Regions from separate parts of the Mus musculus genome. Here region 1 is linked to region 2. Evidence: chromatin loops called from intact Hi-C (ENCODE). Cell type or tissue: left cerebral cortex. All regions are shown on one strand.

Region 1 (8,000 bases), 58 kb before region 2:
TTGATAAGGTCTCACCATGTAGTCTAGGCTAACCCGGAACTTACTATGCAGACTACACAGGCCTTCAACGTTGTGTGTCACCATGTCTGGCTGACTTTACCTAATGGTATTTTAAACTTTGGGATATGGCAAGCATGCACTCATGCAGCCATCATGCTTTTTACTTTTATTTAAGTATTCAACAACCATTTATTACATAGAATCTATATTTATGATCAGTCTTTGGTCGTCTAGGCATGGAAGCACACATCTGTAATTCTAGCACTTGGGAGACAGGGGTAAGAGAATCATGACTTGATGGGCATCTAGCCTACAGAATGAATTTTACACTAGACTGAGCTATGCAGCAAGACCAGACTGAATCTCAAGAACACAAAACAAAACAAAAAAATGAAATAGTGTCCAGATCAGTGAATGTTTTTACCTGAGATATTTAAAAATAATGATTCTACCAAGATGTGACCCATCTCACAATAAGAGGGGCATCTGTAATATGTCTCCCACTCTGGACCACTTTTGAGAGAGAAGGAAAGTGCTGTTGCCAACACGGGGATGGCCAGGTATAAAGAGGCACTTCATCCTCACAGTGTTAGGGCACTTGACTAAAGAATCTTTGTCCACAGCAGTCCCTCTGCCTGATCCACACTACCTGTTTTGCAAGGGCATTTCCTCCCACCCACCAGCTTGGCATACCTCCATGCTCCCCTTCAGCAACATGCCCTATGACATACAGGACTTACCAGGTTTGTATTCTTTTATTTGTGTGGGATTTTGTGGGCTTTTCCCTTGAGTACAATTTTTCTAAGGCTCACTGTCATCTCCTGCCATCTTTCAGCAAAGAAAGTCCATTAGGAGCCATCTACTGAGTTTATAACAAAGGGCATATTTCTTACTCAGCCCTTGGGTCATGTTCTCAGGGGTCCATTTACTCCTGAGCTGCACTCTGAAGGCAAAGAGAGACTTCCTAGTCTTTTGTTCCTGAAGGCTTCAGGTAACTTGAATATTCTTTTTAGATAAAAACAGTTAATTCCTAGATAAAAAGCTGGCAATGTCTCATGAGGACTTCCTAGAACCAGGCAGACTGGGGCTAAGGTAGCTCTAGGAAAGTAGCTGGAAAACTAGGATAAGGCAGGAAAGGGAGAGGCAGATGTGGTGATGTGGTTGTGCTAACATGCAGCCTTGAGTCATGATGGAAAGATCACAACCGGCCTCGACTCCTGGAGGTATCTTATGTGGGTGAGGAGGTCTAGGTGCCAATGGAGACTACATGCAGGTCGCCACCACACCCTTTTCCACGTAGCAGGAAGGGCCTTAAGCCTTCATAGTTGAGGCTATCAGATCCATTCTCAGGCTAGCATGTCTCGGCATTGTTGCTGGACTGATCCAGCAGGCCAGGGTATCACTGCTACCCACACACATGGGGTGGCAGGAGTGTGACAGCAAACCTTTCTCAACTCCTGGGCCACCGGTGTGGCTTTCTTGGACGATAGGTCACACATCATCCACAGGGCCCAGTGCTGCCATGTGCCAGAGACCCACTTTCTCTTTCCATACTCGCTGACACAGCTGACTACGGACCATACATTCTCTCACCATCTAAAAGCCAGACAGGCCAGGACTTCCAACCTATGCAAATACTCTTTTCTCTTGTGGGCACTTGCCACAGCTCATTGGACTCTGCCAGGAAGGTAGCCTTATCAGGATCCCAGGGCTCAGTTGTTCCCAAGACAACTTGATATTTATCCCACAGACATCTACCTGCTGGGATGGGGAACATGGTGGAGTTTTTGAGCTAGGCCCTGGAAATGGTATTTCTATTCAAATGTAGCTGAGTGAAATCATACTCTATCTGCTTCCCCACTCACCTGCGGTCTAGGGAAGAAAGGTGACACACTCGAAAGTGTCACATATGGAGCTTCTAAAAATGTCTGGGAAACAACCTATGTTGAACTTAGGGTAGACAGAGATGATCTCATGTAGAGAGGAATTCCTGATAGGTAAATAGTGACCCTGTGGATGGGGGTGGGGATGTGGATGGGAGGCAGCAGTCAGAAATGAGGAAGAAAAGGCAGGCTCCCGTGCTGGATCTAACTCTGCTTTCTACACCTATAGCCCAACTGCAGCCCTGTGAATACTCTGGCACAGACTTCTGACTTGCATACTATATTGCTAGGATCTGGGCACCAACTTATGCCAAGCAAGCCTGAGGCCATTTGCATATCACCTTTGACCCTTCAGCTGCTTGCCAGAGAGGTTTGTCATGAGTTCATGTCTTACCAGTGTGAAAGCCAAGGCACATCACTCAGGTCATATAGTAGTCAAACCATAACTAGACTGGCCCTTAGAAAACATGACAAATGTACTGGGATCTTCCATGATGTCCAGCTGCCATATAGGGCACATTGAATCTGCTGGCCAATAGAGAAATAGGAGGTGTAATGGGACACCTCCGTGGGCCATGTACCCATGCTGCCCAGACTCCACCTTTACTCACATCCTCGACAGACTCTGAACTGAAAGCTGGACACCAGCGTCTCAAAGAGTGCACTCAAAATATTAAAAACCCCATTCCAAAACTGCATATACTAAACATGGGAAAGGGAGGGGGCAGGGCAAGCCACAGCCAGCTGAGAGGCTGCTTGTCTGGGTTGTGTGGGAAGGAATAAATCTAAGGAGATGCCTGGAAGGCAGGTGAGGGCAGGCCAGAAAACGAGCCTGGTCTGGCTCTTGATCTGCTAAAGCTCCTAGCTGCTCGCACTGTCAGGGTCTGAATCATCTCCAGAAGGGCCTCGGAAGCACCTCAAAAATGCAGGATCCCTTGAGAGGGAGGCCTTCCCTATACCAGGCACTCTCAGAAACACAGCCACACTACAGACAAAAGGGATTGTTGCTGTCATGTAACTCCAAATGAATGAAGCCTGGGCTGGGCAGTTCCCAGTCTTCTTTTTTTGTGTGTGTGAAGACTGGCGGTTGTAACAATGGGACAGGAAGTCCCAGGCAAGGGGCAGCCCGCAGGGGCACTTGTCAGAGGCCTGGCCAGGATCCTGTTCTGTCTCCGTACTCTATTATCTGGCACTGCCACTTTCTTTGTCTGCTCCAAATCCCTGGCTCGCTCCTTCTCGGATGTTGGCAGATGCCCACATTCAGGCTGGCCACCCAGAGCTAGCAAACCAAGTCTGATGGGAAGCAGTTGAGAGCCAGCCACCCATGTCACAGTGGAGGGGAGGGAGCTGATGGAGAGGTCCGAGACTTGCCCTCTCAGTCTGGGGAAGGCAAGAGAGAGTGCACAGTAAGAAGTCCCTGGTTTGTTATAATCAGAATTCCCGGCCTGAACTCTACTTTGCCTCTTTCTTTCTAGCTGAGACCTTGGCATGTCTGGGTCCTCCTCAGGCCCCCAGGTCCTGCTCAGACCTACAGTCTGCTGTAAATGGGAACAAGAAAAGTTTCCTCCAAGAGCTATGGGCAAGGAACTGTTACGGAGCTGGGTAAAGTGCTTCAGAGACTGTCAGGCTTGATCTTAATGTTGAGGGTCTACACAAAATCCCTTAATGTTCTCTAAGAATGATGCATCCTGGACTGCCATCCTGAAGTGCCATCAGAAGTGACTATTGACTCCCCTCCCCTCTGGAGTGTGGGTAAGATAGAGTAATATATTCTACTAGGCTGAATTCTTGCTTCTTACCGAAACAACAAAGATAATCAAGTCAGATCATATTGCTCCTAGGTATGCATTGGCAGCAGGTCACACACAGGTACCATGGTAGCTGAACCTTAATGAGCAGGAGGCCAGGAACACAATACAAATGAATGTTGGAAAATGACTGATAGTTTGCTTGGCCAGAGAAAATCAAGGCTGTAGAATACTCTGAATCCTCGGATAGTAGTTTAAACTCTAATACATCTATAAACACTTCAGTTTCAAACAATTCTCACTTCACCTTAGTTCTCAACTTGGGACATCTGGTCTACCTCCATCCTCTTTGCTCCTCACCAGGTTCCTTACCTCCTGCTGAGTTACAAGAAAGTAAAGACAGACACTGAAGAGGGAAGTATACTAGCAAAGGGGGAAAATACGCACTTTGAGTAGATATGATTTTTAAGCTTACCAATGTTTTGGGATTATCTGTGAACTAAACATGACTATTTTAGTCCTTCCATAAGTTTATGATAATAACATCTGCACAGTTCATTAGCAATTACCACATATGGGGAGCTTATATTGTGTATTACCTTATTTGATCTCCATGAACTCAGTTGGAAATAGGTCAAGTCATTTCCACTTCAAGTAAGAGGTTTGGGAAATTAAATGCTTGCAGTCACATATCTGGTAAATGATAAAACAGGAACCCCTTTGCCCTAACTTCACAGACCCCAACCATTAGATGCCATTGGCTATTTTGCTAGCTGAAGACAATATTTAATAATTTGTGTTTCAGGAACTGTTCTATGTCAGAAACAAAGAAGACTCATGATGTTTACATTTTCAAGGGGTGAGAAATGGCCAAACAAGTAGATTTACACTTAAACAAGATCATTTCAAAAAGAAAAAAGAGGGAGAGATGACAGGGAATGTGTTGGATGGGAGAGACGGCCCTCAGTGTGATCTGAAAACTACATACCAGTCCTTGTGGAGGTTACTGGCAATGCAAAGTGGGGGAACATGGAAGCAATACTTAAACCACTCAATAGCTATTATTTCATTTACTTCCATTTTGGGTAAACAGATGGAGATTTAATGCACAAAAAGCGGGGAAGAGGCATGGAGAAAAGAGCTTAACATTGCAAATCTTCTTGAAGTGGTATTTAAGGGAATCACAAGTCAGTAGCATGAAGCTCCCATCACCATCATCTCTATTATGTGATAAGAAAACACTTTCGCAAGCTGAGCAAAAGATTAACGAGCCACTTAGACTCAACGAACACCAACCGGTGGGTGCCTCTGAACATCACCCTTCTGCATCTGGAACAGAACAAAGGAAAATAGATGCCTGTCCTCACTGTGGGGCTCATCTGTGTAAGTAAGGGTCATGTCCCCAGAACTTGGGGAGCCATCTAAAGAAGCAGGCCTGGAATTTCATATTACCAAGAAGGAACAGTCTCTGGGAATCAGAGGAAGAAACGCTGAACTGGACTCTTAGAACACATCTCCGAGGATATGCTCACCAACGGCAAACTACTAACCCACAGCCTGACATTGAAACATTTGCTAACTAGGAACTGGTAATGACTGGGGGTTAGGTGGAGGTGTCCTACCAAAGTTTTGTTCCTTTAAAGTGTGAATTCATTTGCCATGATATTTGCATCTGGGAATACCAGAAGCCCTGTGTTTTTGTTGTTTAAGCCATGCTTAAGTCATAATTTTCTCTGGTTGTGTTGTGAGGGCTATTTAAAGTCCTTGGTCTGATCTGCCAGGGTCTATCAACAATTCTAGTCTTCTCAGAGATTATCCTTAATGTGGTAATGAAGACTTCACATATACCACATGCCAGACACTGTTATATATATTTATATATTAATCTTAGAGCATCCTGAAGTTGCTACTATTGTTCCTATGCTAAGCAGAATTGAGACATAAAGCTGAAGTGACAGGCATGAGGCCATCTGGTTTGGGGATTTGAAGCTAGGCAGGCTTTGATCCAGAGAGCCAACCTAACACACTGCCACAAAATTCAAGCTTCCTCTCACACTGATGGCTGAAGGTTCTGAAATGCAGCAAGGCTGAGTTCAAAAAGTGTATCTTTGAGCACAACTTTATTCTTTAGATAAGACTACACTAACTGAATGAAGACTCAATGACAGCAGGTCTTGCAAGGTTCCATCCCAGTACAGACACTCTTGGTTTAGGGTCTGAGATACTGGCAAAAGCCTCTGGAAGAGGTCTCCCTCTACAAAGAGGCACTATGTAGAGCTGAGGGAGGGAGGTCAGGAACTGCAGCTAGGGCCCACGTTTTGAGCAAATAGCCTGGTAGCCATTGTAACTACCACTTTTTCTCCCTGGCCTTACTTCTTCAGGGTCCTGGGCTCTGATGCACAGGTCTGGTCACCTTACCCCAATCTGACCCTGAACATTTAACTCTGTGTCTCCTTCCATTCTTAATGACTGATGACATCTTCCAGCAATTTGCTGGCAAGAGAACAGGTCTCTTGCCTCCCATGCATGTCTATACAGTCCTCCTTCTCCTCATTCCTCAGGATGGTTATAGTCTAGGCTACCACCCCAGCTGGCCAACCCTCTGCCTCCAGGCATTACCACCATCAAGGACCACATGGCCAGATGGTTGCCCATCCTCTTCCAGGCCTCAGGGGAGGGATCCACAGACTCCTGGATCCCTGACAGGAGCTTCTTTCACTTTCTAAGCTTAATCTCTTGGTGACACACCCCACAGGGCAGCAGCTGTGACTAATCCTGTGTTCTAGGCCCTGCCTTGTGTGTCTGGCTGGTGCTGTGACACTGAGCTGCCAGGGAGCAAGGCATCCTGGGAGGGCAGAGCTCTCAAGGCTAACAAGTGGGGTCCTGGTAGAGATGAGGCAGGTAAGGCTATAGGGGCCCTGAAGGGGTAGACCTGAAAGCTGGGACACACTCATGATGTCTGAGAGCTTTGGGGTCAGGGAGAAGAGAGATCTGAAACACTGTAAAAAGCCAAGGGCCCAGGGCTCAGGAGTATAGTTCTAGTCTCTTCTAGTCATTCACCAGTTAGGCCCAGGCCTGATACACCACCCTTCTGAAAAATATGATCATAAGAAACAGAAATGGATAGAATGCTCTTTAAAAGGGCCATAATAATACATCTCACATCTCTCTCTCTCTCTCTCTCTCTCTCTCTCTCTCTCTCTCTCTCTCTCTCTCTTTCTCTCTCTCACACACACACACTCTAGTGTAGAGTTATTTTCCCTGTCAAGAGAGATATGTGGATGAACTCAGGACTCTGCCACAGAGTGTGTACACTATTCCTGGCCTGATTCAGGTCAGTAGAATGCTTTCCCACTCGTTTTCACAAGCCCTGCCCTGCATGTGACTCTAATTTCCTACTGTTTTTTCTTTTTTAACTCCCTTCCCAAGCACAGAGCTCACAGGTCTAGGGGAAGGTTGCCTTGCAGAGAGATACTGAGGCCCCACTGAACAGTATAGGCTTAGTAGGGAATGTCACACAATGTGCTCCACACAAAAGGGATGCTAGCATGTTGCTGCTCTTTATCTGCAGAGCTATGGTCACTCAAGGTCCCTCCCTAGACGAAATCATAGTATATTTCTTATAACACAAATAGAGAAGACTTGAATAGCCACGCCGCCAAAATGAGTCCCCTTGGAATAGGTGGTGAATGAGAGATCACTTAAGAGTCCCAAAGAGACCCAGACATCAGTCCCCAAGAAAGGACTTCAGGCCACACCTTCACTGCCACACCTGGAATCACAGTCTCTGAGCAGTTTGGGTTGCACATTTCTGAGATGAGCGAGGAAGGGCCTCAGGGGAGGAAGCAGGTAGAGTCAGGGGAGTATTGTGAGCTCACAAAAACAAAGCCCTAGGATCCTGGCAAACTCCAGTTACTGCAAGGAGGCAAATTTTCTCAGCTATTTGGTAAGGGTGTTGGGGTAGCAGAGACTCAAGGGGCTCTGAGGCCCAGCCCAGCACTGTCTCCACAGCCTCTAGGGTCTGTCCTGTCCAAGAAGGTCTGAGGCACAGCAGGGCCTACATCAGCAGAGGGGGACCAGTTCATGAAGCACTGTGTACCTGGGATCGCAGAAGCATCTGCTTGTCTGTATTAAGATTTGAAAATTTTGGATTTCATTGCTCCCACAGTGGTGGTTCCAATTTCCTACCAATCTAATACTTGTTTGAAATGATTCATGGAAAAATACCTTTGTGACCAGTAGACTCATGCTGCAGAGTGTGGTTTCTAGATAATTGGTTTCTAAACGCATACACATGTGTCTGTTACTATTCAAACTCAGTGGCTACCACCACATGCAGATAATGGACTCCTGCCACAGAGGAGCCTGA
Region 2 (8,000 bases):
TGGTCCACTGGGTTGCCAGGAGACCTTAATATAATAATGACTGTAAAGAACAGAAGAAGACTGCTAAAAACAAACAAACAAAAAAACAAACAGTTGCTGTGGTGTGTTTCTGTTTAGATACATTTTTAAGTAAATATAGACTCAGAAAATTGGTCTTTAAAAAGTGTGAATTCCAGACTGTCTGGGTTCTAAAACTGACCTGACCACTCAGTCCTAGCTGTGTGACCTTTAGCAGCTTGCTTGATTCCTCTACTCTAATTTCCATATCTGTAAAAAGAATAATAATAGAATATCCTTCAAAAGATTGTTGGGGGGGGGGGCTAAGTAACTCACATGTATAGTGTTTAAATAGTACTGTAACATGTAAACATTCCACAAGTTTAACTTTTCTCATGCTTACTATTGTTATTATTCCTGGGTCCCAGGAATGGAAGGGTGGGAAAAGTCTCCGCCTGACTTCTGTCATAGGGCTTACTTTCCTTTCATTACTGGCTGTGATGTTCTATGAAAACTGGCCAAGGAGACACCAGGGGTCTGCTTTAATTGTTTTGTTTAGAATATGTCCTTATTTCAACTTGGAAAGAAAAGTGAGCCTACCCAGGGCTGAGCCTGTCATTAGAAAGCTTGGGGTCTCTGCTAGATAATCAGCTGCTTCTAGCTCACTGCTTTGGAGACTAAGCTAGCAAGGGACATGGAAGGGAGACGGCATGATGGCTCTCTGGCCTCTTCATCACCCTAGATAACTCTGTCTCTCTGTGTGTTTTTTCTCTTTGTCTCTCTGTCTCTGTCTCTCACTGTCTCTGTCTCTCACTGTCTCTGTCTCTTTCTGTCTGTCTGTCTTTCTCTCATATACACTCTATGCAAATGATGGACCTCTTGATGGTTTTCCCATCTAAGCAACACTGAGAGAGCAGATGGAAGAAGCAGGATCCCTCTTGACAATGGGTCCTCCAGAGGAGAACTGGCTGCAGGTCTAGCTTCAAGATCAAGCTTCCTAAGAACTTACATGTTCTTCTGCAGTAGCATTGAAACAGCAATATAGGAAAGAGAAAGGCAATCTGACACTCTGAGTGGTATGGAGGACATCACTCAATCAGTTGCTATGGGAGAAGGGATAATAAGTATGCTAACAGCCTTCACTTGCTAAGTACTTTGTGGAAAAGGCACTCAGTTCTCAGACTAATTTATGGTACTATCACCTCATCTTACAGTAAGAAAAGAGAAAGTCAGAGCCAAGGTCACAGTTGGTAAGCCACAGAGCTAGGATTAAAACTCAGACTGTTAGACACCCACATCAGACTCTTAACCACCAGCCTACCTTCCTTCCCTGATACCTCCTCCAATACATGCCTCTCACCCAGATTCTCACTCCAATACATGCCTCTCACCCAGATTCTCACTCCAATACATGCCTCTCACCCAGATTCTTGCTTTGCCTTCTATTAATAATGCTGCAGTCATTTAGCTGGCTTATTCTGTCTATTGCTTTTCCAGTAAGTCCTTATGTATGAAATGGTGGGTTGCAATGGGATACACACACACACACACACACACACACACACACACACATCCCCAAAGACAGGGTTTCTGTGTGTCGTCCTGATTGTCCTATGCCAACACCACCTGGCTATATACATAATTTTTATTTTTGAAAAGAACTTCTGCTGGATAACATTAAGAGAAAAATATCTGGGCATGTGTCTTAGTGGTAGAGGCTTGTCTATGGCGCACAAAAGTTCTGAATTTGACTCATAGCACTACACAAGGAGGGGGTGGTAGGTATGAATGAATGAATGAATTTTGGCCAGGCAGCTCTCACTGTATCTTAGTAAGTTCAAAGTCAGAGAACAGATCTGAAGAAATCCTTGCAGACCTGAGACCCTCCCTATGTGATGTAAGAGTGAGATACACAGACTTGGCTCAGCATAACAATACACTAACACTAATGTGCCTTGGAAATCCACAATGAGCTCTCAACCTGGAAACGTTTTCTGCTTCTCTGCTTCCAGCCAGCTCAGCTCCTTAGGCACAGGTTGCCAGTCATTCCGGCTTACGGAAGGTGATGACGGCAATGAAGAACTGGACTGGCCGCCCTGACTGCTGACTCCTACCTGGGACCCTCCCAGCCTCCCAGAGGGCCAGGATGCTTCCCAGGTGGTAATGACTCACCTGGGCTGCAGGCAAACCCTGCCAAACCCTCCTTCCCTGATTGCACCTTGGCTTTCTGTGTGGTAGACCATGGGGGCCCAATCGCACATCACTCCAATTCTCTTGACTCAAAACCCAACAGGAAAAATCAGATTCCATCATTTGGAATACATTTGGCTTGGGTCCGAGACAGCATTCTTACTCAAGACCTGACTCAGAACAGGGCTGTAAGCCCCAGGCTAAAGCTGGATGGAGGAGAGTCTGAGTTACCAACATGCCCTTACCTCATTGACTTGGGGCTGTAAATAAAGATGAAGAAAAGCTACTAAAATCCCTCCCACCCTGACATACAACACCACATTCTCTGTGGAGATGACACACAGCACACTAGATTTTTCTCCAGAAACAACTCTGGGGACAAAACTACCACAGGCTTCCCTTGAACACAGTGTCATTTCCTTTTTACCCTGCCCTAAGAGGGGCTGACACAGCAATCCGATCTTCGATTTCCTGCCTAGAACCAGTCATAGATGAAAAGCTATGAACCACAATCACAGCTCCCATCAACACCCTGTCTACCCCAAGTCACCTCCACTTAGGTGGCCCCTAGCTCCACACCTCCCTTTTGGGATCACCTTTCATCTGCGTTTGCAGTGGTATGACTAGTTTCCCTGGAATAGTTAAGCAGAGTTAATTGCGCACTGTATGCTAAGGGATAATCACACACTGCCTGCCTTTCATGCCAAGCATATCTCTAAAACTCTGGCTCCCTGTTAGACAGGGCACTTGCATTCCTCTCATCAGGACAGCTGGGCATGGCCTTGACATCTGAGGTAGGGGAGGCCCTGGCTCAAGAAGGTCATGATCTTGCTGGAAGTGGCACTGGCTCTGCCACTCCTCCACGCAGTGCTAACACCTAGTATCTGAAGAGACCTTTGCACCTTTAATTCATCAGCTCACCAACTTCTAAGAACTAGAAACAACACCCAGGTGTCACCAGTGTGGGAAGGCTTTGCCCTGGTGACCTGGAAGTGGGATTTTATTTCTTTTTTTTTTTTTTTAAGATTTATTTATTTATTATATGTAAGTACACTGTAGCTGTCTTCAGACACTCCAGAAGAGGGCGTCAGATCTTGTTGCAGATGGTTGTGAGCCACCATGTGGTTGCTGGGATTTGAACTCCGGACCTTTGGAAGAGCAGTCGGGTGCTCTTACCCACTGAGCCATCTCACCAGCCCCGGGGGATTTTATTTCTTATGGGAGGCTCCTGAATGATACCAACTAGAAATGCCACCACTTTCAGACAGGAGAAATGCAGCATTGCAGAGTCATGTCAAACCCCTGACCAAAGGTGACTAATGATTCCCAAGACCAAGGGTCCTGACCAATTTTAAGTTTTCAAAAAACATTTAAAATAGATTGTCTTTCTTCTCCCCTGGATTTAATCAGTTATTTTTGGCTGCAAATAAAACTAGTGCTAGTCCTTACTTGAAGTTACACTTCATAATCCAGTTACTATTCTTAAGGGAAAATATTAATACACAAACTTCTATTTGGCTATACATACCACGTGACTCCTTCCATACACACTTCCCCAACGCAGCCCCTCCCACGCCCCAAGCCTGCCATCTCATCTTGGCTTTACTGGCATACACATCTGGATCGCATAAATCTCAAGTATAGTTTTCAATATTAGTACTGCTTAGGGTTACGGCACTTGACAAGTCTCAAATGCTGGGATGTCAAATCAAATCACTCTGACCAGTCACAGAAGAGACAGGGTAGGGAGGATGTGCAAGGAGACTATAATAATAAACAAGGGCTTGCAGCTGACCCGGCCATTCTTGTTCAACTGCATAGAGGCTCAGCGGTAACCTAATGGACTCTCAGGTTCAAAACAGTGTTGACCTGCAGGCTCACATCTCCACCCTTCCCAGATGGTGTGAGGAGGTGAGCAGTGTGGCTGGCTGGGGTCTGCTAATGCATCCTGATTTCTACTGCACGGCCAGGCAAAGACGCCTGTATTCTTAAATGTGTCTCGTCAAAGCAATTCCACTTTCAAGGCAGCTTCTCGGATGAGTGCCACTCCCAAAGACATAAAGAATATGAAAGATTGTTTCTAGGGTAAATCCATCACCCTGGGGCTTTATGCTGCTTGCCAAATACAATGTAAAAGCTGGGATGACTGGGTGAGGAGCCAGCTCAGCAGATGCCCACTGCTGAGAAGAATACATTTAAAGGTTAAAATTAATCTACTTGGGTATAACCCTGGTGAGTCTATGGTCCAAAGAACATCTTTGAAGGTTTACATTTTACTTTTATTAGTCACATTTATGTCTTTACCAGTTGATCCAGCTTTACAATGTGTCATGACCCTGAGGGTTTTAGGAGGGCAGTGGATTTGTAAGGATACCCTGAGTGCTTTGTGATCAAACCTAAAAGCAAGTAGCTGCAAAAAGTGAAAAAGAAAGGGTCGTCTGAATTTCATTTTCCTGTACCATAAACAAAGCAAAAACAAACAAAAACATTATCTTTTGTTAATAGTCACGTAATGCTTGTTATAAACATTGGAGACAAGCAAGTAGCACGGAATCTCTTCAGTGTTTTTTCCTAGCAACTCCCAGAGTTGCTGATAAATGTTATGTGAAAATAATGTCCACAGTTCATGCCTTGAATATTAGTGGGCTAAACAGTGTTATTTATTTCTCTACTGCCTGACTTCTCAGGCCCTTGAATATGCAAATGTGCAATAAAATGACAAAAAGACAAAGACAGTATCATATACTTCCTAAACACATTTAGCTATGGAATCTTTTATGGAGCCTTCTCTCTTGAGGTGCATTCTGAGAACACGTTGGGGATTAATTGATGCTTAGGTTCTTAGTAAACCATCAGCAGTCCCAGTCCACTGATAAGGCTCTATTTTGATTTCCTGTAGGCTCAATAGGGTCTGAGCTTGTCGGCATCACCGTTCTGCAGGGGGAAAGGTAAGTAAATGTACATGTGCTGCTGTGTGCTGGCATTTCCAAGCTGGAGATGAAATGCCCAGTGGAAGCACAGAGAGGTGCCCCAAGTCAAGAGACCATCAAGCAGTCTGGGAAGATGTCCAAAGATGCCCGCCTCTATAGAGGCACAGTGGTGGCAGACCATGATTAACCCCCAGGTGGTCTAATGTCTAATGGTTTGTGAAAAGCTCACAGGAACACAGCTCTGAGGTAGAGCGTGTATGTACAGGCCGTCTGCCTTCCCCTTCATATCCTAACTGCCACCAATGAAAGCTAAACAGAAACCAGAAACCATTGTCCTCCTGTGAAATGAAATCTGAACGGGTGCATGAAGTCCCTGGTTAGTGTGGCTGAATGAGTGTAATGGAGACCTGACTCTGCTTTCTTCACCAAAGTCAGCACTGCTGTTTCCTGGGCGTCGGCAACTGCCACACTTTGCAACACAATCTTTCATTCCCCCTGTAACTCCATGAGAAGTCAAGACTTCATTTCCCTTCACAGAGAAGGAAGTGAGGGCTTAGAACATTTGGATCTACACTGGAAGGTTTAGCCAGTATTCCATATGCTTTGTGTAACAGGAGACTCCCATGCAAGAGGTTCTTGTTGAACAGAGGACACAAGGAATCATAGGCAGAAAGAACGGAATTAGTTGGGATGAGATTTCAGATCTGTAGGCTTCATGTCAAACTCTTCACATTACCAAAAAGGAAGGAGGGCGACTAGGGAGCTGAGCACCCTAGCTATGCTCCTGTCTGCTCTGCTCCCTGCCTGCTGGGTTAGCTCCAACAGGCACACCAGGGAGGACATCACGCAGCTCTCCCTGTGCCCACTCAGCATAGCCTTTCCTGTAGCCTGCAGCCATCACCAGTCTTCTCACCTTTGAGAACTGCCTGAGGCCACTTTTTTTTTTCCTCTTTCTGCCAATTCAGAACGTACCTCCTTCTAGAAGATGTTCAGGTGCTTTCCACAAGCACTTGGAACATCCTCTAACCCTCTTACTCAGTTCATTGGCTCTGCTGAGCTGAGTTGAGGCTGCTCTACTCTATCATGATGGCTCCTACCTGTGCAGTGCCAAGAAACTCTCTGACTTCTCTGGCTAGCACACCCGCTCAAGCCTCAGACCTGTGTCTCCTATCAGAACTTACACCACCATGCTTTCAACCCACTGCAAAGCCTCTGGACCTGAAACCATCGATACTCTCTCTGCTCTCTGCGTAACCTTTTGTGGCCTCCTGGTGGGCCTATAGGTCAGTGAGTTCCAAAGCCCAAATCGTTTGTTTTCTTCAAAAGAACTAATGAGTAACAACAGCTATTTGCTACAATGAAGCGGCACCAATGAGTCCAGGTTGCTGACAGCTTTTTCATGTGAAGAAGCTGATAGGGAGGACATAGAACTGCACTCCAGGATCGAGCCAACTCTCTTCCTAGCTCTTGAAACACTGTTTCTGCCTGAAAAAGAAAGGAAAAGAAAGGAAAAGAAAAGAAGAAGCAACACTGTTTCTTTCCTTCTAGCCAAATGGTGCATTTTTAGACTGTGGAAGAAAAGTATCCTGAGTAAATGCATAAGACCCTGTGCAATATTTGGGTACAGCTGTAGTCCATAGCAATAATGATAAGAGAAAAAGACTGTAAACCACAGTGTCCAAGAAAAGTGATGCTACATGTTTATCTTTGTATCTTGGAGCTGCCATTGCAAAATACCATAAACTGCATGGCTTATAAGCTGATAGAAAATTCTTTGTCACTGTTCTGAAGGCTGGAAGTACAAGACCAAGGCAAACTTGGTATGCAGGGTGGGCCTACTCTCTTGACCCACTCTCTTTGTAGCTGTGACCTTGCATGGTCAAAGAGGTGGTGCCAGCTAGCCTTTTGGAATCTCTTAGTATTAGGACTCTACCTCGTAACCCTGTCTGAGGCTAATAGTCTGATGACTGGGTTCCTAAGACTTGTAATTTCTAATCGCAGCAAGTAGGAAATTAGCGGTTTGCTTATTTTTGTAGGGAGAGGTAGGTAGCAACAGGACCTTGCTAAGTAGCCTAGGTTGGCCTTGAACTTATGATGCTCTTGCCTCATTCTCCCAAGTGCTGGGATTATAAGTATGCTCTACAATGTCTGGCTGGTACTTAGATTTTTCATTTTTCTGCTTTTGAGTCAGATTCTCACTCTTTATTCTGGGCTGGGTTGAAACTAATTACTATGTAGGCCAGGTTTGCCCCAAGTTCACAGTATTTACATAATCCTCAGCTTCATATATACTGGATTACAGATATGAACCACTATAGTGGAGTCATCTGGCATGATAACATTTCAGCATATGAATTTGGGAGGACATATTAATTCCACAGCGATACAGGACATCTTGTATAATGAAACACCTTGCAAGACTTTAAACATGAGTATGGAGTGGTGGGCAAGATAGTTCAGAAGGCAAGTGTGCTTGCTGCCAAGAGTGACAGTGAGTTCAAGACCTGGAATCCACACAGTGAAGGAGAAAACCAAACTCTGATCTCCACACACGTGCACACAAACACACAAACACATACACACTTAAATGTGAAAAATTTAAAGACTTTGAAAACCTGTATTTGTTGAGTTAAAAAGGTGTGCTCAGTGAAAACAGCATTCAAAGTCTGACATTCTTGTAAAGACAATCTCCACATCTTGAAGACACAAACACTAAGCAAGGGGATTACAGATAACCTTAACATTTCTGCTGTGCTCCAGTTTTAAAGTTTGTCTGCACTGGGAAGATTGACTGGATAGTAAAAATATATAAAACCGTTTCCTTTGGGGGTAGGAGGTGGGAGGTGCCATTCCTCTAACCACTGTTCCTTTTCTATTTTTCCT

Evidence for each region. A loop is a pair of places that touch in the nucleus more often than their neighbours do. Peaks named below come from ENCODE experiments on the same cell type or tissue, not always from the same donor. Only the 100,000 strongest peaks of a DNase experiment are listed, where the experiment ranks them.
Region 1: a loop joins it to region 2, with 1.8 times the contacts of the local background. A loop is called at or near these places in 3 of 42 quality-filtered maps.

The regions. Positions count from the first base shown.
Region 1 is chr2:103,685,700-103,693,699 of GRCm38, reverse strand. The region is part of intron 3 of Abtb2 (ankyrin repeat and BTB (POZ) domain containing 2); the gene reads right to left. Among named protein-coding and RNA genes, the nearest start is that of Nat10, 72 kb to the left of the region's middle. In left cerebral cortex, no CTCF peak of the experiment used is centred here; a DNase peak (open chromatin) is centred at 3,098.
Region 2 is chr2:103,627,417-103,635,416 of GRCm38, reverse strand. All of the region lies in intron 1 of Abtb2 (ankyrin repeat and BTB (POZ) domain containing 2), which reads right to left. 8030431J09Rik (a long non-coding RNA gene) reads right to left here. Exons shown (of 2, transcript XR_866592.2): 2 at 1-8,000. Among named protein-coding and RNA genes, the nearest start is that of 8030431J09Rik, 59 kb to the right of the region's middle. RefSeq lists an enhancer at 7,885-8,000. In left cerebral cortex, a CTCF peak has its summit at 3,270 (motif pointing right); no DNase peak of the experiment used is centred here.